Regions from separate parts of the Mus musculus genome. Here regions 2 and 3 are each linked to region 1. Evidence: chromatin loops called from intact Hi-C (ENCODE). Cell type or tissue: left cerebral cortex. All regions are shown on one strand. Each heading gives the region's core, and the rest is flanking DNA. Links, peaks and the distances in the headings are about the cores only.

What was found. Peaks named below come from ENCODE experiments on the same cell type or tissue, not always from the same donor. Only the 100,000 strongest peaks of a DNase experiment are listed, where the experiment ranks them.
Region 2: a loop joins it to region 1, with 17 times the contacts of the local background. A loop is called at or near these places in 2 of 42 quality-filtered maps.
Region 3: a loop joins it to region 1, with 12 times the contacts of the local background. A loop is called at or near these places in 4 of 42 quality-filtered maps.

Annotation. Positions count from the first base shown.
Region 1 is chr2:55,689,775-55,698,051 of GRCm38, reverse strand. No RefSeq gene overlaps it. Among named protein-coding and RNA genes, the nearest start is that of Kcnj3, 260 kb to the right of the region's middle. In left cerebral cortex, for the core only: no CTCF peak of the experiment used is centred there; DNase peaks (open chromatin) are centred at 4,404 and 4,631; H3K27ac peaks cover 2,055 bases.
Region 2 is chr2:55,885,686-55,893,962 of GRCm38, reverse strand. No RefSeq gene overlaps it. Among named protein-coding and RNA genes, the nearest start is that of Kcnj3, 450 kb to the right of the region's middle. In left cerebral cortex, for the core only: no CTCF peak of the experiment used is centred there; DNase peaks (open chromatin) are centred at 3,804 and 4,109; H3K27ac peaks cover 761 bases.
Region 3 is chr2:55,813,802-55,822,078 of GRCm38, reverse strand. No RefSeq gene overlaps it. Among named protein-coding and RNA genes, the nearest start is that of Kcnj3, 380 kb to the right of the region's middle. In left cerebral cortex, for the core only: no CTCF peak of the experiment used is centred there; DNase peaks (open chromatin) are centred at 3,696 and 4,653; H3K27ac peaks cover 976 bases.

The sequences.
Region 1 (8,277 bases), core at 2,812-6,811:
ACACATATACTTATGTTTGTGTTTATTGATTTTTAATTTTAATACGTTTTACTTAAAATACAATATCATTATTTGCTTCCCCTCCTTTTGTTCTCCAGACTGTGTACCATACTCTTAAATTGATGAACCCTTTTTATTACTATTTTACAACACACACACACACACACACACACACACACACACACAAAGCAAGGGGGACATGGATAGAGAGATCTCTTAGAATAGCAAGCAAGCAGAACATAGAGAGATGCAAACTGGAAAAGCTGGATCAAGCAGAGCACAGAGAATCAACTTGATTCTGTGATTTGATTTCAAGTCTTCTCCAGGCCAATGCTAGTCTTTTGCACCTTCTGTTCAATTAGGAGATGATGGTTACCAAAAATATGTGAGTTCCACTTAATGCATCTTTACGTATATCTCATTGTGTTTCATAGGTGTTATTACTGAACAGAAATAACTCCAAGACTATTTTATAAAATCTCAAGAAATTGTATTTTGTACTACCAAGTAATACATAACATTAATCAAGTGTTCGATTTTGCTTATGTTTATTTCTTAGAAAGTACATTAGATTAATCAGGGAAAAATATGCTTCTAACTCTCGAAAACTTAACAAAACTGGCAAATGATGTAATAAATATGTCATTTGTAAGCCATCAATATTCTGTGCTCTTTATATCCACTTTGTGTCAAGAAGCAATATGTTTAGCAACCATCTTAAAAGTCTATAAGATAATTGATCTTAGTTTTAATTTCCAACCTAAACAAGAACCTCTAGCTCCTTCTAATTTTATGTTTCATACACAAATGAATAAACAGTTATAAATAGAGACACACCATTGAGTTCAATCCAAATGAAATTGAAATATTATAAACAAAAGGAAAGATAGAAGTGCACATAGACTGTTCCTATGAAATCTGTAAGGATTTGACTTATGCAAACACAGTCTGCATCAGTTTGTGTGCAGAGCCACCTACCTGCTGGGAATCCCTATGCTGACCATGTTGAATTTCACCATAACCAATTAGGGAGGTGAGATTCAAACAATCAATTAACACTTTGGCCAGTTCCAGGAATATGTATGCATGTTTTTATTTCATGGTTAATTTGAAACTGTAAAAATTATCACAAAACTAAAGAACACTTAATTGAGTGTCTCTGCTCGCAGCCTGCACTATTTTTCTGTGAATTTTGAATGAAAAGAAATTTGGGGAAGATATTTGCATTTATATTTGGGAGGGTGAGAAGCAATGGCTTAGAGAAGACTAGTCCTAAACTCATCTGGATTTGGGCAGGTGAGACATGATATTGACAGAACACTGAGGGGTGTACGAAGTTTTCATTGAGAAGAGCCTGCTATGAGGTGGACATTGAATTTCTAGTAAAGCATCTGCAAGTCCCTCATCAGCATCCTAATCTGAAATTTTCTAAAGAGCTGGTGTAGCCAGAGTCATCCAACTCTGAGGGGATCCTCCAAGTAAGAATCAAACAAACACACACACACACACACACACACACACACACACACACACACACACACACAAAGCAAGGGGGACATGGATAGAGAGATCTCTTAGAATAGCAAGCAAGCAGAACATAGAGAGATGCAAACTGGAAAAGCTGGATCAAGCAGAGCACAGAGAATCAACTTGATTCTGTGATTTGATTTCAAGTCTTCTCCAGGCCAATGCTAGTCTTTTGCACCTTCTGTTCAATTAGGAGATGATGGTTACCAAAAATATGTGAGTTCCACTTAATGCATCTTTACGTATATCTCATTGTGTTTCATAGGTGTTATTACTGAACAGAAATAACTCCAAGACTATTTTATAAAATCTCAAGAAATTGTATTTTGTACTACCAAGTAATACATAACATTAATCAAGTGTTCGATTTTGCTTATGTTTATTTCTTAGAAAGTACATTAGATTAATCAGGGAAAAATATGCTTCTAACTCTCGAAAACTTAACAAAACTGGCAAATGATGTAATAAATATGTCATTTGTAAGCCATCAATATTCTGTGCTCTTTATATCCACTTTGTGTCAAGAAGCAATATGTTTAGCAACCATCTTAAAAGTCTATAAGATAATTGATCTTAGTTTTAATTTCCAACCTAAACAAAGAACCTCTAGCTCCTTCTAATTTTATGTTTCATACACAAATGAATAAACAGTTATAAATAGAGACACACCATTGAGTTCAATCCAAATGAAATTGAAATATTATAAACAAAAGGAAAGATAGAAGTGCACATAGACTGTTCCTATGAAATCTGTAAGGATTTGACTTATGCAAACACAGTCTGCATCAGTTTGTGTGCAGAGCCACCTACCTGCTGGGAATCCCTATGCTGACCATGTTGAATTTCACCATAACCAATTAGGGAGGTGAGATTCAAACAATCAATTAACACTTTGGCCAGTTCCAGGAATATGTATGCATGTTTTTATTTCATGGTTAATTTGAAACTGTAAAAATTATCACAAAACTAAAGAACACTTAATTGAGTGTCTCTGCTCGCAGCCTGCACTATTTTTCTGTGAATTTTGAATGAAAAGAAATTTGGGGAAGATATTTGCATTTATATTTGGGAGGGTGAGAAGCAATGGCTTAGAGAAGACTAGTCCTAAACTCATCTGGATTTGGGCAGGTGAGACATGATATTGACAGAACACTGAGGGGTGTACGAAGTTTTCATTGAGAAGAGCCTGCTATGAGGTGGACATTGAATTTCTAGTAAAGCATCTGCAAGTCCCTCATCAGCATCCTAATCTGAAATTTTCTAAAGAGCTGGTGTAGCCAGAGTCATCCAACTCTGAGGGGATCCTCCAAGTAAGAATCAAACAAACACACACACACACACACACACACACACACACACACACACACACTGAAGTGGTGGCAAGACAGGAAATAATTTAATCAAAAGACATATCATATTAGGGAAATAAATTCAACCATTCAACCATTCAACCTAATTGTTGTGTTACGAACATGAGCTTTACTTTAAATAGGGAAAGAATTGAAGCATATACAAATGATGTCTGTAAGAATATTTTATGCAGTGTTGGTTAAATTTACCTTGATAGGTGATGAGATTAATTAGGCAGACACTGTTTGGATGATTAACATATCTGTTTGCAATGTAGAACTCTGACTCTAAAAAACCCCCAAATTACAGATATTGGATGTAAACAGAGGTGTCAGGCTTTAATTCTGGATTTGGTTACCATGCAATCTCCAAAGAGGAGTGAGTGCTCCTTATCAAAATCGGTTTCTAAGTCCATGCAACAGAAATGTCACATGGTAGCCAAGCATACCCATATCAAAACTCTCTTCTAATTAATTAGCTTTCACTTCCATTTCCTGTGTGATATATCTTGTGAACATCTCTATTCTTGTACTTTTCATACTTTATTAGAGCCATTTACGAGTTCACCTCCACTAAAACAATTACCCTCATGGACAATGACTGAGATTAGTTAGTTATCCATTTAATTAACTTAATACCAATGCCTAGAAAGCAATGCCTCTCAGATCCAGAATTTATTTCAGCTATAAATTCATTAACTTCTTCTGATCTGTACAGACAATTCTCACCAAACACAATCATGTAGGTACCTAGGTTGATTTATGGTGCTTTTTTCAGCAGTACTTTCATACCTCCTCTGACCCTTTTTTCAACTCCATGAACATGCTTAATTCATTTCTCCTTTCATTGTGGTTTTTCATGTTCTCCACATACACTAACTTATGCTGCTTCTGTGATGATTTGATTTCTATGAGATTCCAATAATGGTGGCACTTGGCTTGAGTTATATTTAGTGTCCTTACTTAGAATGATCTTATAACTGATCTATCCTGTCTTCTCAGAATATATGCATGAGTTTTCCCATTGATTTGCAATAATAGTAAGGCTTGACCTGTTAAGTAGAAATAACCAAATACTATTAAGTAAATACTTGAAATGCAGGAAGTCTTGCAAAAAATGAGTTTAAAAAATCTTATGAGAATAAGAAAGTATGATAACCTCAATTATGTACATACTTAAAAGATAGATTAAAATTTCAAAATAGTTATTTAAGATATATGTGTTTTTTAATGATGTACCTTGAAAGAAATTCGATATAATGCCCACAAGACATAAGAAGAAAGTCTATCTGGCATTATTTATAGTTATATCTATACCTTTGAGTTTAAAATCTATATTAGTTGTGATTTGCATTGATTCAAAAACCTTCATACTGTCCCTACCACTATAGCAACATAATTCCCAGTATGGAGAATCAAGCTGCTGTGGTCTCTAGGATGTCCCACTGCTTGCTTTGGATTTGTTCACAGCTTCTGATGCATTTTAATCTGCACCCCAACCCATATGGCTACACCGAGTGCACTCAGAATTAGTCTCAGGTACATAGTTACTCAGCTCTAAGACAAAAGCATAACCATGTCAGGCACATAAGTTGTTCATCATCAATGCAGTAATTTATGACTCATAAAGATGTGATGTAGACCCTCCTGAAGCTTATTAATTTCTAACTCCTCTTAATATCAGGATCTAAATCTGGCTTTTCTCCCAGTATGAGGGGCATGCTCAGAGAAGATGGATACTCAAAATGTTTTCACCACTGAGCGGGGGTAGGAAGCTTCCATCTGAGTAGGAGTTCAGGATCTGTTCTGTGATTTCTGTTGCTAAGCAACTGCTTCCTTTGTCTGCTCTGTTCAGAACAGTTGCTTTATTTATGCTCAGTTTAAATGATGCAGATCATAATGTGAAACCATAAAAGAAAATAGAGAATATTATGAGAAAATTTGCTTCAGAAATTTGCAATATGGTGCAGAAACTAATGAGCATGAAAGCAAATAATGTTTTAATAGGAAAAAAAACCCTAAAAAGTCTGTATCTCTCAGTTCTATTACATGAGAGGTTTTGAACAGGATACAGAACAATGACTTAACTTTTGACATTATCTAAGAATGACAGAAACACAAACAAGCTCAGAGGCAGGAAGTCATTAACTACTACTAAACAATCTTTAGAGAAAAGTTTAGAAAAAAAAAAACATTTTAAGTACCAGATGTTGAGATAAATGTGTTAAATTAAAAATAAAATTCTTAAAATTAAAAGATCAAATAAAGGATGGTTCAAGGATAAATGAGGAAGAATGTATTTCTCAGTTTTTCAATTTTTCCAAGTTTAAGAATCCTTGATCTGTGTGTGTGTGTGTGTGTGTGTGTGTGTGTGTGTGTGTGTGCGTGCGCGTGCATGTGTGTGACCAGGTAAAGGTGTTTTCTGCCAAGCATGATTATCCAAGTCAGTTGAAGACTCACATAATTGAAGCAGAAAACACAATCTGGAAAGTTGTACCCTAATGACACACATGAGCTCACACACACACACACACACACACACACACACACACACAGACACACACACACACACACACAAACATTCACACACCATTAGACATAAAAACGAAAGGAAAATTTAAAAGTCTACTCTAATTCTGACCCTCACATACAATAGAATTGAAAAAATAACCCTCCTAGTTGATTAAAAAGAACTTCACCCTTTTATACTACCTGTAAAATTATTTTAGTGGTTCTGAATATATTTTAAAGCCAATTGCTACATTAAAAGGGTGTGGTCTCTAGAGTAGTTACTAAAGTTTTACACATGTCCTTAGTTTCTTCTTTAGTAAGAACTTAATGTTTATTCACTTATTATGAGCAGTAAATCAATGTGTGTCAATAAGACCAAGTTATATTAACACTTTGAAGATACTAGTGCAAACATGCAGTGATCGTTGAAGGTAATACTAGTATTACTGTTATCTCTATTAAAAAGAGAAAAACGGACAGCATGCAGAGCCACGTTTTAAACACACATGCTTTGATGTAGCTCTGCCTGTTGAGAATTTGCTAATCTAAGAACTATTTTTACTGCATTTCTTTCCTATGGTAAAATTTTGTAGCTAACCGCCATCTCTTTTGAAAGCCTTCTCATTAGGAATTATGGTAAAACACTATATATTTCCCTCTGTGCCCTGGGGATCGTCAGTCCATATTGGTCCCCTGTGGCAAATGGAGCAGCAGGACAGATCAGATTATGGAAGCCCCATTAGTAAGGACTGACATGACAACATTCCTGCATAAGCATCAGAGAGATAGACCCACTTTATTCAGGGTGAGTCAAGGTTTTACAGTTTGGGAAAAGAAGGTAGGGATATCCAGGGTGAGAAAAGGTCACTTGCTGAAGGCTAAGACACTGAGATGTCTCCTTAGCATGGGGTAGTATTCCAGGAATCTCAGGTTTCTTTTACAGAGAAAAGGAGTTAGACCTGGAATTTCTTAAGGGCTGCACAATATTCCACAGGAGGCAGAATGGAGTCTGGATCCCTCAGCTAGAAAACAGTAAGCCTTGCTGACAGAGTGAGTCTGCCATTTTTCACCATGCTCTAAGAGCTTTCAGGTAATGTCAAACTTCAACCATAGGACCAGGGTTTTCCTATACTAGATAATTAGAATCTTCTGTGTTTCCTATTTTTATTCTTAAGACTATATACCATGATTATAAAGTCCTTGCCCTGCTATGCTATAGTTACAAATGTTACCTAAATATATCCTATTCCTGCCATTGATTTTTATGTCTCTCTACTATTCCTTAACATACTGAGGTTTGTAATGATAAGCAGATTTGAAGAAGTTGCAACCTCAGCTTTTGGGTAATTGGCTCAATTAATTATGAATGTCTTCATGCCTTCAGTTTTACTACATGTAGAAGTGTTAAATAATAATAAGAACCAAGGACTGTCTGATCATTATTGGAATCACTAAATTCTTACTGTCTTTATTATGGCTTATAAGATTAGATATTTAAAAATATTTTTCATTTATATTTTTGATAATTTTTTACACTATACTTTGATCATATTATTGCCCTTCCTCCAACTACTCCCAGATAACCCCAATATTACCTATTCAACATGTTATTCATTCTTTCTTATTAAAAGAAAAAGAAAAGCACACATAAAACAAAAACAACAAAGCCACCAAAAATTATGGAGTACAATTTATATTGGCCAATCACTACTGCCGTGCAGTATAGTTTGCATAACCAATGCCACTTCACTGGACAAAACTGATTTTCACTTCCTAGCAGGTATCAATTCCTTCACTCTCTGAACTTGGAGACTGTGACTTCCCACACAAGATTTGCACACATTCAAGTCAGACACGCTCTCAGAATGGAGAAAAGGATGTGGTTTCAGAATTCCAGCCCTATTCATGCAGATATGTGAAATTTGTCCTTTTTTATTCAAGTCAAAGAAAAATTATCCTGGGCACATACCCTAAAGATGTTGTAACATATAACAAAGACACATGATCCACCTTCTTCGTTGCAATCGTATTTAAAATAGCCAGAAGCTGGAAACAGTCCAGATGTCCCTCAACTGAAGAGTGTATACAGAAAATGTGGTACATTTACAAAATGGAGTACTACTCAGCTATTAAAACAATGATTTCATGAAATGTGTGGCCAAATGGATGGAACTGGAAAATACCACCCTGAGTTAAGTAACCCAGTCACAAAAGAACACACATGGTATGCACTCACTGATAAGTGGATATGAGGAAAAATGCTCAGAATACCCACAATATAATTCACAAACCATATGAAGCTCAAGAAGAAGGAAAACCAAAGTGTGGAGGCTTCAGTCCTACTTAGAATGGGGAATAAAATAACAAAGAAGGTAGAGAGTGAGGGGGACTTGGGAGGAAGAGAAGAGGGGGGCAGGAAAAGAAGGGGCCAGGATCAAGTGTAGGAGGAGATGGGGAGAATGTCAGAAGGTCAGGAAATTGAAGAGAAGTGCATAGCAATTGGGGATGGGGATCTTAGGTTAGCCACCAGAAAGTCCCAGATTCAAGGAAAGTAAGAGGCCCCCAGTGCCCAAATGTGGATGACATTCACTGAAATACCCAACAAAGAGGAGAGAGAGCCTGTAGAGATTATACAGAGAAGTTAGATATGGCCTTCAAATGACTGATGGGGCTACCCACCCATCTCAGAAATTTGAACCTAGGATTGCTCCTGTCTAAAGGAAATATAGGGACACATTGTGGAACAAAGAATGAAGTAAATACCATCCAGAGACTACCTGGGAATTCATCCCATATGCAGCCACCAAACCCAGACACTATTGCTGATGCCAAGACTTGTTTGCTGACAGGAGCCTGATATAGCAGTCTCCTGAGAGGCTCTGCCAGAGCC
Region 2 (8,277 bases), core at 2,566-6,565, 200 kb before region 1:
GCATATTAATAGACATATAATGATATATATGTATATATGCATATACATACATATACATATATATATATATATATATATATATATAATAGTAAATGAAAAATCTTTGTGTCTTTGAATGGAGGCAAAATACACTGGTATATTCTGGATATTTTCTGTTTATCATATCTCACCAATAACTGTAATAAAATCCTAATAGGATTTCATTGTGCTTCTATGAGTGAATGCTACTTCTGAGATATACTAAAATTTCCTTTTGAAACTTATGATGAGATGTTTGCAATTTGCAAGTACTTTATAAATTCAAGCAGTACATACATACATTAGAGTTTTGCATATGTCAATTTACAAGGGCTACGAGAGTTAATGTTGACACATTCAATTAGCAATCTGTTCTTTTGGCATCAAAAAGTCACATTAGAGAAAAAGTTATTAACAGTATATTAAAGAGCAAAGGTCAAAAACTAGTTACATACACGATAACATATTGATGACAAGATGCAAAAGAAAAATAATCAACTTAGGAAGAAAGTGTTGAAGCACACAGGCATATATCCAAGGATCTTTGGATGCAATCTGAATGGAAATGAGATGGAGCACAAGTGGTGGACTGCTGAGCCCAGTCCAGGTGTTGTTTTACTGGTTCAATGGTTATGAGACTACAGCATGCTCTAGACTCTCTTGGTCCTACTAAACACCAGAGAAGACACTTTTTGAATAGAAGGGTCCTACATAAAAGGGGAGAATTGAATAAGTATTCCCTGTTTTATAGAAGATCAAAAACAAACAAACAAACAAATGACAAACAAAATATAGTTTTCTAAGATCATCATAGCTAAATTAGGAGCTGAGTTGTCTGCCACTTCACTGTGACCAGAGATTGCCACAGTGGATGCTATTTCAAATGTCAGTTATCTATGAAGATGGCAAGTGTGGGTGGGAGAGAAAGAGGGAACATTTGACCATCTGCTCTGTGATTAAATAGGCCTAAAATTCAAGTAGATAGTATTTTCTATTTTAGTGTTTGACAGTCAATAAATGTGTCCATTCTTCCATGCTGCCAAGAGTGAACATTAGCTACTCAACTAAGAAGAGGGTTCACATCTATTGTTGGTTAACCATAGTTTAATAGATATGAACATTTTTCATCCGTTCTTTTTGTCTCCACTAAATTAGAATGCTTAGTTTAGTAAAATTCTAATATTTGATTTGAAAAATGACAGATATGAAAAATGGATGAAAGGAAAGCATACATTATATTAATAAAGCAAAACTTGGATGACTAATGAGATTGCATGTGCTTTTCATTTAGCAACTTTGACATTATAAACGGCCACTTTTAATGGCCTATAATGGACAGGTTTTGTTATGAGATTACTTTAGGTTGAAATTCTTACTTTCTAAGTTCCAAAGCTTAGTTTCCAAGTCTTTAAACATAGTATTTGGGTGTCCTTTATTAAAGCACATTTTAAATATATCTAAAGGTAGAAATTTAAAGCAGAGACTACATTTCCTGTTCTATTTTTGTAAATATATTTTTAAAATGGTGAGCATAATAGTAGTCAACTGAGAAGAATAATTGTTTAAGAATTTAACTTAATAAAAATCAGATATAATAGTTGTAATATTTTGACATTTCAGGTTACAATAATGTTTTCCCCTTTATAAATTCAAATCATTTAAGACCCTTATTTGGTGCAACGTGCAGCAGAATGACAACTGTCTGACTTCCTTTTTTCATTAATTGGAGACATACTTCCTGCAGTGATGATCACCATGTGTTTGTATGTAGGGTTCAAAAAAAGGTCTATCAGCTTTTTGTAACAATTTGTGTTTCTTCTCCTCCAAGAGAGTCTGCCTGAAGTTCCTCTTTAGAATGGGTTGCTGGAGTGCTGCAAGTCTTTCATCATTTTTACATGAAGTTTGCTCTTCATAGAGATTATTGCTAAAATTTGAGTGACTTATTCTTGCTTAGAATAATAATGATGATTTGTATTTGTTAAATACAAATAATGTTGGTGAACTTAACTTTCCAGTAACTTGCTTCCTCTCCACCTATTCCTTTGAAAATGTATATTTTTCATTGCTTTTGCTAGTCTACACATTTGAAAACTTATAATTTAACAAATAATTTATAAATATTTTGTTCTATACTGTGAGTTTATTATGAGAATAATAACCTAACACCCATCACACACAAACCAGTACTATGAATAAAATAACAGAATTGCCACATTGATGATTTAAAGATCAACGTAAGTACACTTTGGTGAAATTTGAAAAGTAGCTAGGTTTGTTTCTAAAAATTTATATATATATATATATATATATATATATATATATATATATATATATATACATATGTATATAATCAAAAGATTAATCACAAGATTATATTTATTGTCATTTATCCATGACAACAAATCCATTAATCCATGGTTTTGTTTTGGTAGAAACAACACCGTGTTTGTGAAAATGTTTATTCAAATACCCTTTTTAGCAGTTATTTTACTTGTCAGGGGTTCACTTCTAATGTGGAGCACCAGAAACACTTTGACTTCTGTCAACTCCTAGAAATACATCTGCCATGCTACATTTCAAATGAGTACTTCAGAGGTGTCCTCTGAGCCCATACTGCTTTCTTCACTGCCTTAGTTCTCACCCCTCTTCATTTAGGAGGATGTAATTAAAAGCATGACACATTTTTCTTCCACTGAAAGCATAGAGATACTGTGTCAGATAAAACCCAGTTTTAGGAGTTAAAACACAATAATTTACAGTTTCTATTCAACCAGAAAGAAGCCTTTCATGTACTGATATTAAAATATTTATGTAAAAAAACCTCAATTATATGCAATAAAACCAGTAATACTAACACCCTCGTCCTCTCAATTCATTTTAAGTGACCTAAATGTTATCAGACACACAAGAGCTAGCCCCTCCCAATTCATTTTGTAAAACTTTGACTTAATATTGTTCGGTTGTCTTTTCATTACTTTTATGAAAAAACTTCAAATGCTCTTAATCCATCATGACTGTCAATGTTATTAAATCTATGTTCCTTAAGCTATAAATAAAAACAATTATGTTCAATGTCTTTAAATGCTTGTTAAAAGCCAGATGCTTAATTGATTATTTCGGAGCATCTACTGCTTCCTGAAAGGGAATCAAAAAAAAAAAAAAAAAAAAAAAAAAAAACATACCAACAAAGAGTTCTAATTTTAAATGTATATTTAAATTAAACCTGGAAAACATTTATTATATATGAAATTGAACTAAATATAAAATGGTTGCTATGATTGTACATACTTTAATTATTGTGTGGATTCTTCCACGGAGTTTCTGAGTTGAGAAAGATTTCCATTTTTAGTAGTAACTGTGAACAATGTTGGAAGTATACTACAATACTACAAAGCTTACACAGGGCTCTAGTTGCTGTATTTCTCTAAATGCTTATTAACTATACTCTGGTTCTTATTTCTTGACAGTGTTATCTATATAAGCTGTAGTTTGATATCTTTTAAATCTTTAAAATAAACGTAGCTATATCTTGACCTTCTTTGCTTAAAATGTTAGGACTGAATAAATAGCAGTCATATTTTAAGTACTTATGGGTATTTATAACTATAACTTAAAGCACATGTGAAATGTTTATATTAACCAAGAAATGTAAAGAACATGATAGGTCTGTGATTTCTCTCTTCTGTTGTTAGAGTGAGTGGGCCTTTTGCAAACACAAAAATGGCATATTGCAACTCCCCAGCATCTCTTCTGGGAATCTAAGCTATTCTAAAAATGAACACTGCTGATCGGATTCTATGTAAATTTCCAACATTTGCTATTCTATTTTAATAGCTGAATACATTGGAGGAATATATCGCATCACTAGTGTAGGTAAGGAATTTATTTGGCAAAAGGAGACTCTGAAGATTATCTTCTTTATGTAACAAATGCACAAAGGGAGCTGCTGTGTGTAGCTAGCAAGATAAAACCACTTAGTGATGTGAGCTTCTGAATTATATTTGATAATGGTGTTTTAATTTCAATTTCAAATAAATCCCACATCACGATCTCACTCTTTAATCCAAAGTAGGGCTATTATAAGGATGCTGGCATAGAAGAAATATCAAGGGTTGCCAGGATACCATCGTAGGTGGCTGACCAGGGCAGGTGACAATACTCAGTTAAGCTTTTGGCTTGCTACCATGGAAATCCTGCTCATCTAGAAGACACACTAAACTTAGTCATGAAAATATAATATGTCTTGATGGCCATTACTGTGTTGTGATTATTAACTGTTTTGTCCTAAGAGTCAAACACTGTCTGTTCCTGCTGATGCTCAGAATCTAACTGATTTAAATAATGATTTTTCCTTTTACATTCATGAAATAATGCACTCTATATAGTAGTGACTTTGCTTTATTTTAACTACATTGCAACATGACACAACTGAATCAGGTGTAGAAATGGTTAGTACAATACTCTAGGATAGAAATATTACTAGATTAACATTTCCTAGTTGTCCTAAATTCTTTGTATATTCGTGAGTTACAAAACAGGTCTTACCTAATCTACTCTTTTTGAAATGTATGTGTAGGGATATATATAAAATTACATCAATAATACTATCCATTATAACTATATAGAAATAATTATATAATAATCTGTGTCCTATTTTCATTTCGGGTGCTGTAATAAACACTACAGCCAAAGTCATATAAAGAAAAGGAAGTGTATTTGGGCTTATGGGTCTAGAGAAGAAATCGATATTGTTGTGAAAGAAAGGTGACAAGCAGCAGTCATACTGAAGGCAACAAGAAGCTGAAAGATTGCAATTTCAACCATAAGCAGGAAGCAAAGAGAGCATGCTGAGGCAATTTAATCTCTATTTCCACTCATAGTGTCTTACTTCCTCCATCAAGTCTTTATTACTTCCCCCAAAATTACTACCATCTGGGGACCAATTGTCCAAATGCTTGAGTCTATGTGATATATTCCTGAATCAAATAACTACAAATAATATATAGATACATGTTAACATAATATATTTACACATATGTCTACATGCTTGTGGAATAATGCTAATTATACATTTCTGTATATATTGTGTATTAATCAGTGTACATTTCATTTTAATTTCAGACATAATTTTGGAAGTGTTTACTAGTTGTCTAATTTGAGCATACATGTATGCAGTATGAAACACAATAAAGTTTCTAGTCCTCAAGTATACATTCCAATAGTGGCAATATAAAATACATCCATGGATTTTATTGTTGCTACCACAATTTAACACAAATGTATTATCTTAAAAATGTCTGCATACTGTCCTTGTTTTTAATAGCAAAGTAGTATTCCATTGTGTACATGAACCACATTTTCTAGTGAGAATTCATTAATTTCGCAGGCAAATGGATGGACCTAGAAAATATCATCCTGAGCAAGGTAACCCAAACCACAGAGGATATACATGGTATGAACTTGCTGATGAGTGGATATTAACTAAAAAGTTCAGAATACCCATAATACAACTCACAGACCACATGAAGCTTAACAAGAAGGAAGGCCCAAGAGTGGATACAATCCCACTTGGATGGGGGAACAAATTAATCACCAGAGGCAGAAGGAGGGAGCAACCTAGATGGGAGAGGGAAGGGGGAATGGAAAGGGGAGCAGGATCATGTATCATGAGAAACAGAAGAGAAGCCTCGGGGAGGGGGCAGGAGAATATGGAGGAATATACAGAAGTGTGGGGTAAAATGTAGGGAGAACCACTAGAAAGTCCCAGTCACCAGGGCTGTGAGAGGCTCCCATAACCTTAGCTGAAATGCTCAACAGTGTAGATGTGGAACCTGAAGACACCACCTCCTGTAGGTAGACATGGCCCCCAGCTGAGGCATGGGGCCACCAATCCATCTTCAAATTTTTGACTCAAAATTGTTCCTGACTAAAGGAAATTCAAAGACAAAAATGGAGCAGAAACTGAAGGTAAGGCCAACTTGAGATTGATCCCGTGTGCAGATACCAAACATTGACAGTACTACTGATGTCATGTTGTGCTTGCAGACAGGAGCCTAGCATGGCTGTCCTCTGAGTGTCTCTGTCAGTAGCTGACTCACATACACGCAGATACTTATAGCCTATCCTTGGACTGAAGTTAGGACCACTATGGAAGAGTTAGGGGAAGGACTGAAGGAGCTGAAGAGGATTTCAATCCCATAGGAAGTAGGACAGTATCAATTAACTTGGGTGCCTGAGAGCTCCCAGAGTGTAAGCCACCAACCAAATAGCATACATGGGCTGGTCTATGGCCCCTGCTACATATGTATAAGAGGACTTCCTTGCCTGACCTCAGTAGGAGAGGATGCACTTAGTCCTGTAAAAACTTGATGCACCAGGGAAGGAGGATTATAACAGGATGAGGTGAGAATGAGTGGGTAGGTGAGCAGCTTCTCAGAAACCAAGTGGAGGGAAGATTGGGTGAAGAACTCATAGAGCTGACACCAGGAAGGGAGGCAATTTTTGGAATGTAAATAAATAAATTAATTTTTTAAAGTATCTGCATGTTTTTAGAGTTTTCAAAATAATAAATACAAGTCTCCTTATTTTTATTTTAATAAATTATTTATTTGTATTAATGGAATCCACTTTTAGAAACTGAACAATGAAGTCAAAAGCCATAGACCACATCAATATTTTTCTATTTGTTTATTAATGTATTCACTATATATCTTCTATAGTGGGTTGCATGCCCTCTTTCCTCCAATTCCCCCTCACACAGCCCCTACACCATCCTTCTCTCCTCATCTCTGAAAAGGGTACCTCTGGGTACCAATTCACATTACACCTTAAGTCACTGTATGACTATGTACTTCTTCTTCCACTGAGAACAGCCAAGACAGCGCAGTTAGGGAAACGGCATTCAATGACATGCTTCTGAGACAGGGTAAGCTCTCACCCTAATTGTTGAGGAACCTGCATTAAGACTCATCTACACCACATTTGCTACAAGTGTGCCCGGGGACCAGGGTAGGTCCAGCGCTTATATTTTCTTTGGTGGTGGTTCAGTTTCTGGGATTTCCCACAGGTTCAGGTTTGTTGACTCTGTTGGTCTTCCTGTGGAGTCTCTATGTCCTCTGGATTACCTAATTCTTTGCCTAACACTTCTATTAGAATATTTGGCTGTGGATCTCATTATCTGTTTAGATAAGCTGATTGGTGGGGACTGTTAGAGGAAAGTTATGCTAGGCTTCTTTTGGTAAGCATAGCAGAGTATCATAAGTAGTGCCAGGGATTAGTTCTTGCCCATGTGATGGATTTCAAGTTGGGTCAGTTATTGGATGTCCATTTACTCAGTGTCTAGGATATCCTTGTGCTTGCACTTGTAGACAGGACAAATTTTAGGTCAAAGGTTTTGTGGGGCGGTAGGTGTTCTTTTCCCTCCACTTGGAGTTTTGCCTGGCTACAGGAGGTAGACACTACAGTCTCTATATTCTTCACTGCTAGGAGCCTCAGCTAGAGTCACCCTCATATCTTCCCTGGAGCCTCCAATATCCCAGGCCCTAGAGATGCCTCCTACTGACAATTTCTATTCCCTCTTCCTACAGTCTCCCAGGCTCTACTTACATTTGATCCTGACTCATTTTCAGTCCCCATCCCATCTCCCACCTAGTAACCTGATTCCGACCAACTCTGATAACAACTTTACTTCCACTTCTGAGTGAGATTTAAGCAATCTTCTTCAGGCCTTCTTTGTTTATTATCATCTTTGTATCTGTGGATTATAACATGATTCTAAGATCAACAATTGATAAATGGGACCTCATGAGTCTGAAAAGCTTCTGTAAGGCAAAGGACATTGTCAATAAGACAAAATGGCACCCTACAGATTGGGAAAAGATTTTCACCAACACTACATCCAACAGAGGGCTAATATCAAACATATATAAAGAACACGAAAAGTTAGATACAAACAAGCCAGATCATTTTTAAAAATGGAGTACTGGGCTGGAGAATTGGCTCAGAGTTTAAGATTACTGGTTGCCATTACAGATGTCCTGAGTTCAATTCTCAGCAACAACATGGTAAATCACAGCCATATATGATATTGGGTACCCTCTTCTGGCTCACAGGCGTACATTTACTTATAATGTTGTATACACAATAAATAAACATATGTTTAAAATGTTTATTTTTCCCTGGGAGCTCTGGGGGGTTTATTGATTGATATTTTTGTTATTACTACAGGGTGGCAAACCCCCTCATTTCTTTCAGTCCTTC
Region 3 (8,277 bases), core at 2,566-6,565, 120 kb before region 1:
TTCTGAGGGGAAATCAGGAAAAGGGATAACATTGAAAATGTAAATGAGGAGCTAGAGAAAGTACACAAGGAGCTGGGGTCATCTGCAACCCTATAGGTAGAACAACAATATGAACTAACCAGTACCCCCTGGAGCTTGTGTATCTAGCTGCATATGTATCAGAAGATGGCCTAGTCAGCCATCAGTGGAAAGAGAGGCCCATTGGTTGTGCAAACTTTATATGCCTCAGTACAGGGGAACGCCAGGGCCAAGAAGTGGGAGTGTGTGGGTGGGGGAGTGTGTGAGGGACTTTTGGGATAGTATTGGAAATGTAAATGAAATAAATACCTAAAAAATGAAAATGTAAATGAAGAAAATATCTAATTAAAATTATTTTAAAATTTTTAAAAATGTACATTTATTGTACTGAGTCTTACTCTGTTGTTAACAAATTGAAACCAGAAATTTTTAGGTAAATGGATGACACTAGGGGAAAAAGTCCTGCTGTATGAAATCACTCAGTACCAGAAACATGACTATGTATGTATTTGCTTACAATTTTATATGTGGAAATTAACTGTGAAGACAATGGTAATCAAGCTAAAATCTATTTTTAACCATATAGGTTAGTTATAGAGTAAGAAATTATGGATGGGGTAGTTTCAGATCGACCTCCCTTGGAAAGTGAAATGATATAGATATAGAAAGTTATAGATAGATTGAAGAGAAGTGGAATGAAAGGATCAAGTGGATATGGGAAAGGAAGAGGGCCACAAAGTAGGGGATAAGAGGGGTGATACCTAAAATTAAGGGCCTTATGATTGGGAATAGAAAAACCAAATCCAGTAAAAGTTTCCATATAAAAATATATACTTTTAACTTGTAATATGTATATGTAGAAGTTTCCATATATATAAGCAATCTAAAGAAAATCACCAAATAATGGGAGGGTTGGATAAACAGGCCTGACTTGTTATTTGTAACCAAAGGAAGCTTCCAATATCAGGACTGTGTTGTATCCTCTTTAGTTCTTGGCCAAAGAGTTCCCATGGAAACCTGCAGGCTGCCAATAGGTTGCACTCTGAAAATTACCAGCAAGTCTTCTTTGCTGAAGAGAACACCAATACAACTCACTGACCATGGAGATGTCAAACCATTACCTACACTGAGCCTTTACTCTTACATGGTAGCATCTTTGGGACAGGAAGGTACTTTGCATGCTTCCAAAGGAGAAATAAAAGAGTATCTGAGGCACCAACTCTTTGATTTGCAATGGTACCCTGTTCATAAAACATGCTAGTGAAATGGTGGCACAAAGCTTGTGAGAGTAACCAAATGTATCTGTTTAGAGGTTAGGCCTACTGCCTAAGACGAAACTAATTCAGACATAACTTGGTGTCCAAGAAACTGGTATTAGATAGTCCAGTGACCTAAGGTAAAACCAAGTACAATTGTTCTAAAACAACAAAAACAAACTACAACCACTAACAAGAACAGAACAGCAGTAAATTGATTCTTAATTACATTCTTCTGTATATACACATAGGTCAGTGCCTTGCTCATCCAAGGCACTGAAAGGAAGCTTTCAGAGAAGCTTCCACCTCCAGAAGAAAGGAACAAATACAGAGACCCACAGTCAGACATTATGCAGAAAGAGACCTTGAAACCCTCATCCATAGATAGTTTTTCTCAATCAAATTCCTTCCTCCTAGGTCAGGAAACCCTCTGCAAGAGGGACTGGTAAATGTATATGATACACAAGGGAAGAAGAACACGAAGAAAAGGAGGCCCTCTAGATCAACATGCCCATAGGACCTCACAAAAATTGAGGAAGGATGCACAGGGCCTGCATGGGGCTGTGCCCATGGGGTACTAGAACTTCAAGGAGAGGTAGGCACACTACCCAGAAGCAATCTGTAGCTGATGACTGCTTTGAAATGAAAAAATAGTTTCATCCAAGTGAGTCTGTCTAGGGAAACAAACTGTTAAGGGTAGGCTGCACGTTCAGCAGCAAATGGCCAACAGAAATAACCTTAGGGGGCTCTTCGGAGGTTCATCGTGTTATGTCTGGGTTCATTCCTTTTTAGAATTTATTTTGTATATTTTTAAATTTTTTCTTTATTTTTAATCTTTTTTTTTATACAGTCCAGACTTTTTCCCCCTCCTGGTCTGCCCTCTGACTGTTCCACATCCCATAACTCCTCCCCTGTTTCCAAGAGGATGTCCCCACTCCCCAAACCCCACATTACCAGACCTCCCCACTCCCTAGAACCTGAAGTCTCTTGAGTGTTAGTTGTATCTTCTCTCACTGAGTCAAGACATGGCAGTGTGAAAAAAGTGGGAAAAGAGTGGGAAAAAGGAACTTGTAGAGTCCACCTCCAGTAGAAAGACAAGGCATCAAGTGGAGGGATGGGATTGTCATCCCACAGACAAAACCTCTGACCCATAATTGTTCCTGTCTGAACAAACTGCAGGGTCAAAAATGGAGAAGAACCTGAGGGAAAGGGAGTCCAATGACAGGTCCAAATTATCTTTTAGTTTTTGCTCTCTCTATTCTCTCCTTTTATACTCTACAGATCGATTTCATATACATTATGGCTTCCTGTACTTGTCGTTTTGGTTATTTCTCTTAATCTGTTTTCCTTCTGTTGTTTGCTTTGACCAATTCCAATATATTAGTGTTTGTTTTCTCTTTTTAGATTTTATTTTATTTTATTTTATTTTATTTTATTTTATTTTATTTTATTTTATTTTATATTATTATCCCATAGAAGACTGTTTGTGATATAATGAAAAACAGAAACAGGGTGGACCTGGATGTGAGAGCAGTGAAGTAATATTTGAAAGATGTAAAGAGAGTGGGAACTTGTAATCACTATGAATTTTGTGAGAAAAAAATGTATTTTCAAAAAGAGAAAAAATGAAACATTTTATAAGGACTACTAATGAATTCTGAGAGTGGGAGAAAGCCTTCTCCAGGGAAGAACTCACCAAATTGTTAATCAAATTTGAAATGTTCATCTGTAAAACATACAAACAAATATAATTTCACAGGTAATATTTTACAGACCGTGAAGGGTGTATTGATGTGTGTGTGTGTGTGTAATATAAAATAAAACTGAAAACGGAAGTCATGAATTTGAAAGAGAATGTGTGTGTGTGTGTGTGTGTGTGTGTGTGTGTGTGTGTGTGTGTGTGTGTGTAAGCTCAGGGTTGGGGAAATTATAAGGAGAAATGTAACTATATTCTAAATTAAAATAATTAAAATATGAAATTGAAGAAATCTTTGTGTGAAATAAAGTCCAATGGGTAGGCTTCCAATGAAAAGTTAACCAGCTCTGAAATCGCACTACATCCAGGAACACAAATGAAGCTGTCACATTTGCTTAACTCTCTGTCTTTTATTCCCCTGTAAAGTACTATCAACCTTAGAAAGATGTTAGCCACGTAAGGAAGGAAAGATATATATATATATAATTTATCCTTGTGTCGCTTGAGTACTGAAGAAACACAGAGATTTGTTTTTCTTAGTGTGACCTCCTGGATCACAGCCAAATCGTCAGCTCCCACAGGGCTCTTTCTCTGCTTGGTCTAAATGGAGCACTGACGCCTGTTACCTTTCCCCTTTCTCTTTCAATATCTGTTACACAGGGTGTAATTTTACTAAAACAGGCCCTTTAATTATACATTGCCAAAAATATCCCCTACTGTGAAATGAGTCCCATGCTACAGCCAGAGAAGCTGTGGGCCCTGCGAGGTTCTGAAGTTTCCATTACGTGCACAGACCCCGAGAACAGCTGTTAACAAATCTGTCTCTGGTTTGGTCTGAAAAGGAGCCAGGCTGTGCTCCTGCTGTATTTTCGGTCAGAGAAAATAATTTGCATTTTGAAAGGCTTTGTGGGAAGGAGAAAAGATAGCAGAGGTATAATAACAGCTCAACACAACGAGCCCAAGCAACATATAAATGACATTGGAAATCCAATTAAACAACAGGCAGCAGAAAGAAAGGGATCTACAAGGTGGGAAAAGTATGACATCTATTTATTCATGGAAGGAATAAGTAAATTATTTAAAGATATTGGACAAGAAACGAATGGGTCATCAGACTGCTTAAAGTGAGGTCATGTAACCAAAGGAGAAAAAGGTATTAATTTGGATTGTTATTGTTTGTAAGAAAACCTGGAAAGTATTTGAATTCATCACTCCCCAATTACCAAACTTGATCTAATATGGAATTGGCTGTTTTTTCACATACTTTTTAAGTTGCAAAAATACACATCAATATAGAGATAACATATGTGTTCCTCATAATCAAAATATCCCCCTTCTGTTTTTCTCTTACTAGCAAATGTTTCTTACTATCAAACTTTAAACCTTGTGGTCTAAAGTAGATCCTAGGTAGAACAAAAGAAATGGAAATTGTAAACTAGAGCTACATTTACTAAGTATATAATTGAACTGAAACATTTGCTTTAATTTTCACTAGAAAACAGATATAATGATACTTTGAACCGTTTGTATTTAATAGAATTCTTGATGTGAAATACATATACCATTGGAGTTAAAGAGAGAGTCTTGCTTCCTATGGTAAGGTTCTTTATGGCTTCTGTGCTTTCCTTCTGCCTCATGCATATGCATAATTTGCATATGCATATGCCCTTCTTGGGGATTTTGCTTCTAAGTATGACAGAAAGATAAAATCCTGGTTAATGAAATGTGTATGACAGAACCATTCCCTGTCCCAGAGCTGAACAAAAACTGATCTGAAGTACAAACTTATGTTTCTTAAAGAAATTATCACTTTAATTTAAAGTAGCATTTCCCTAAGTCTGAAACTAGGGGGGAAAAAGCTATCCACAAGAATTCCAAACATGGCTGAATGTCCTGGTTCTCATTTAAATTAAAACTGAAATGTACAGTGATAGTACTGGATATTTCAAAAATAATTTCTTCCTTCAATTATATAAGCATTATTAAATTATTGTGTGGAAACTAATGTAGAATATTCCTACTGTAACCCTGGCCAAAACTCTATGGCTGGAGAGGTCATAGGCCTTAGAGAAAAACCTACTGTTGTTATTTTGCTAAATGTTAAGCTGTCAAAATGTCTTCTAAATGTTTGTTTTTACCATAGACCTGGAATATTCTCAATCTTGCTCAGAAATTTTTTTTCCAGTGAGCACATATCAATGCAGGGATTCATAACTGTTAAAAGTACTGAGACTTTCACAGAGTGTCCCGTCCTAAATCAGACATCAGGGTTGACCAGCACACCTCCAAATCCCAGGGGAAAGCATGGAAGACCAGAGGAAAAGAGTTTAAGAGCCAAAGAGTGGAGGAGATTGTTGCAAAACACTGTCTTCTTACACATGATATAGCTCTCAGACTCATGACCTTGCACCATGTGTACCTACTTGCACCAGGTCAAGATATAAAAATTCCAGCACAGATGGAGTACACAATCTCCAGCCCTAGACCCTTACTGAGTAGTTATTAGCAATTAGTAGTTACTGGAGAAAGAGGAACCCTGCTCTTTTGTGTACTTGGCCAGTAGTAGAATTCTCATGATCCCGTGGATCATTCTGTATCCATCCATATATGGGCAGCGATAACTAAGGAGAGAGAGAGAGAGAGAGACAGAGAGAGAGAGAGAGAGAGAGAGAGAGAGAGACAGAGAGAGACAGAGAGAGACAGAGAGAGACAGAGAGAGACAGAAAGAGACAGAGAAACAGAGAGACAGAGAGACAGAGAGACAGAGACAGGATTGTGAGGGAGTAAAATGGTGATGGAAATAAGGGGAAGTTGGAGATTATAGAAATAATTATCATATGTAATTTTATATACATTTATGAAATTCTCACTAATACATTTTAAAATAAAGTCCAAATTAACCAAAATTTAAAATAATGATAAATGTCACTGCAGCACTTATCTGTGTATCCCTAAAATTCTCAACAGTTATGCCTATAACACCCTAACTTTCTAGACTACTAAACCGCATAACTCTGATTTCCTATAATCCTTACTTGACTATGTTGTTTACCAATATACTTAATACCAGATCCCCTAACTTGTTAAAATCTCGATGTTTATTACATTATCTGGGGCTCTAAATTGGTCTCTAGGGTCTGGATTAGTTGATGCTATTGTTCTTCCTATAGGGTTGCAATTTCCTTCAGCTCCTTCAGTCCTTCCCCTAACTCTTCCTTATAGATCCCCAATCTCAATCCAAGGGTTGAATATTAAGTATGTGATCTGTCTCACTTTTCTTTTTTTTTTTTATAGTCATATAAGACTTTATTTTTTTTCCATTTTTTATTAGGTATTTAGCTCATTTACATTTCCAATGCTATACCAAAAGTCCCCCATAGCCACCCACCCCCACTCCCCTATCCACCCACTCCCCTTTTTTGGCCCTGGCGTTCCCCTGTACTGGGGCATATAAAGTTTGCCTGTCCAATGGGCCTCTCTTTCCAGTGATGGCCGCCTAGGCCATCTTTTGATACATATGCAGCTAGAGTCAAGAGCTCCGGGGTACTGGTTAGTTCATAATGTTGTTCCACCTATAGGGTTGCAGATCCCTTTAGCTTTTCTGCAACAGCATCAACTAACGATGACCTTTCAGAACTTTTAGAGACTAAGCCAACAATGCAAAAGCATATGTGGCTCATTGGCACATATGTTGCAGAGGATTGCCTTGTCTAACCTCAGTGGGAGAGGATGCACTTAATCCTGTAGAAACTTGGTGCCCATGGAAGGGGGATGCTGGTAGATGTGAGGAGGAGAAGGGTGGGTGTGTGGGGGAGTACACTCTCAGAAGCAAATAAGAGAGGAAATGTTGTGAAGAACTCAGGGAAGGGGGACAGTAAGAAGGGCAACACTTGGAATGTAAATAAATAATAAAATAATTGTCTCTGTGTCTCTGAATTGCTACTCTGCTCAGCATCTCTTTAGAGTAATTTGAAGGAAATTGCATGTTCCTATCTCTGTCTATGATTGTTATCTGTGTCCATGTTTGTATGTTACTTCTCTGACTTTATTCAATGATAGACTAAGATGTCAAAGTACAAGCCAAACAAACTCTTTCCTCACCAACTTGCCTTTTGTCATGATATTTTATCACAGCAATAGAAACCCTAACTGTAGTTACCCCACACAGGGGATTAACTCATCTTAGAACTCATAAATTGCCAAGTAAAAAGCCCAGTCTCAAGTGTGGGATACCTCCACTTCAGTAGTTGATCTACAAGCATCCCAGAGATAACACTCCAAAATAGATACTATTGTCACTTCTTTCGGCAGCTGATTAGAAACTGATAGTAACCTTGAGAAGAGTTTTTGCTAACCTAGGTTTTTTGTTATTCCAGATGAATTTGCAAATTGCTCCTTCTAATTCGTTGAAGAATTGAGTTGGAATTTTGATGGGGATTGCATTGAATCTGTAGATTGCTTTTGGCAAGATAGCCATTTTTACAATGTTGATCCTGCCAATCCATGAGCATGGGAGATCTTTCCATCTTCTGAGATCTTCTTTAATTTCTTTCTTCAGAGATTTGAAGTTTTTATCATATAGATCTTTCACTTCCTTAGTTAGAGTCATGCCAAGATATTTTATATTATTTGTGACTATTGAGAAGGGTGTTGTTTCCCTAATTTCTTTCTCAGCCTGTTTATTCTTTGTGTAGAGAAAGGCCATTGACTTGTTTGAGTTTATTTTATATCCAGCTACTTCACCGAAGCTATGCCTCTCCTTAGAATTGGGAACAAAACACCCATGGAAGGAGTTACAGAGACAAAGTTTGGAGCTGAGATGAAAGGATGGACCATGTAGAGACTGCCATATCCAGGGATCCACCCCATAATCAGCATCCAAACGCTGACACCATTGCATACACTAGCAAGATTTTATTGAAAGGACCCAGATGTAGCTGTCTCTTGTGAGACTATGCCGGGGCCTAGCAAACACAGAAGTGGATGCTCACAGTCAGCTAATGGATGGATCACAGGGCTCCCAATGGAGGAGCTAGAGAAAGTACCCAAGGAGCTAAAGGGATCTGCAACCCTATAGGTGGAACAACATTATGAACTAACCAGTACCCCGGAGCTCTTGACTCTAGCTGCATATGTATCAAAAGATGGCCTAGTCGGCCATCACTGGAAAGAGAGGCCCATTGGACACGCAAAATTTATATGCCCCAGTACAGGGAAACGCCAGGGCCAAAAAGGAGGAGTGGGTGGGTAGGGGAGTGGGGGTGGGTGGCTATGGGGGACTTTTGGTATAGCATTGGAAATGTAAAT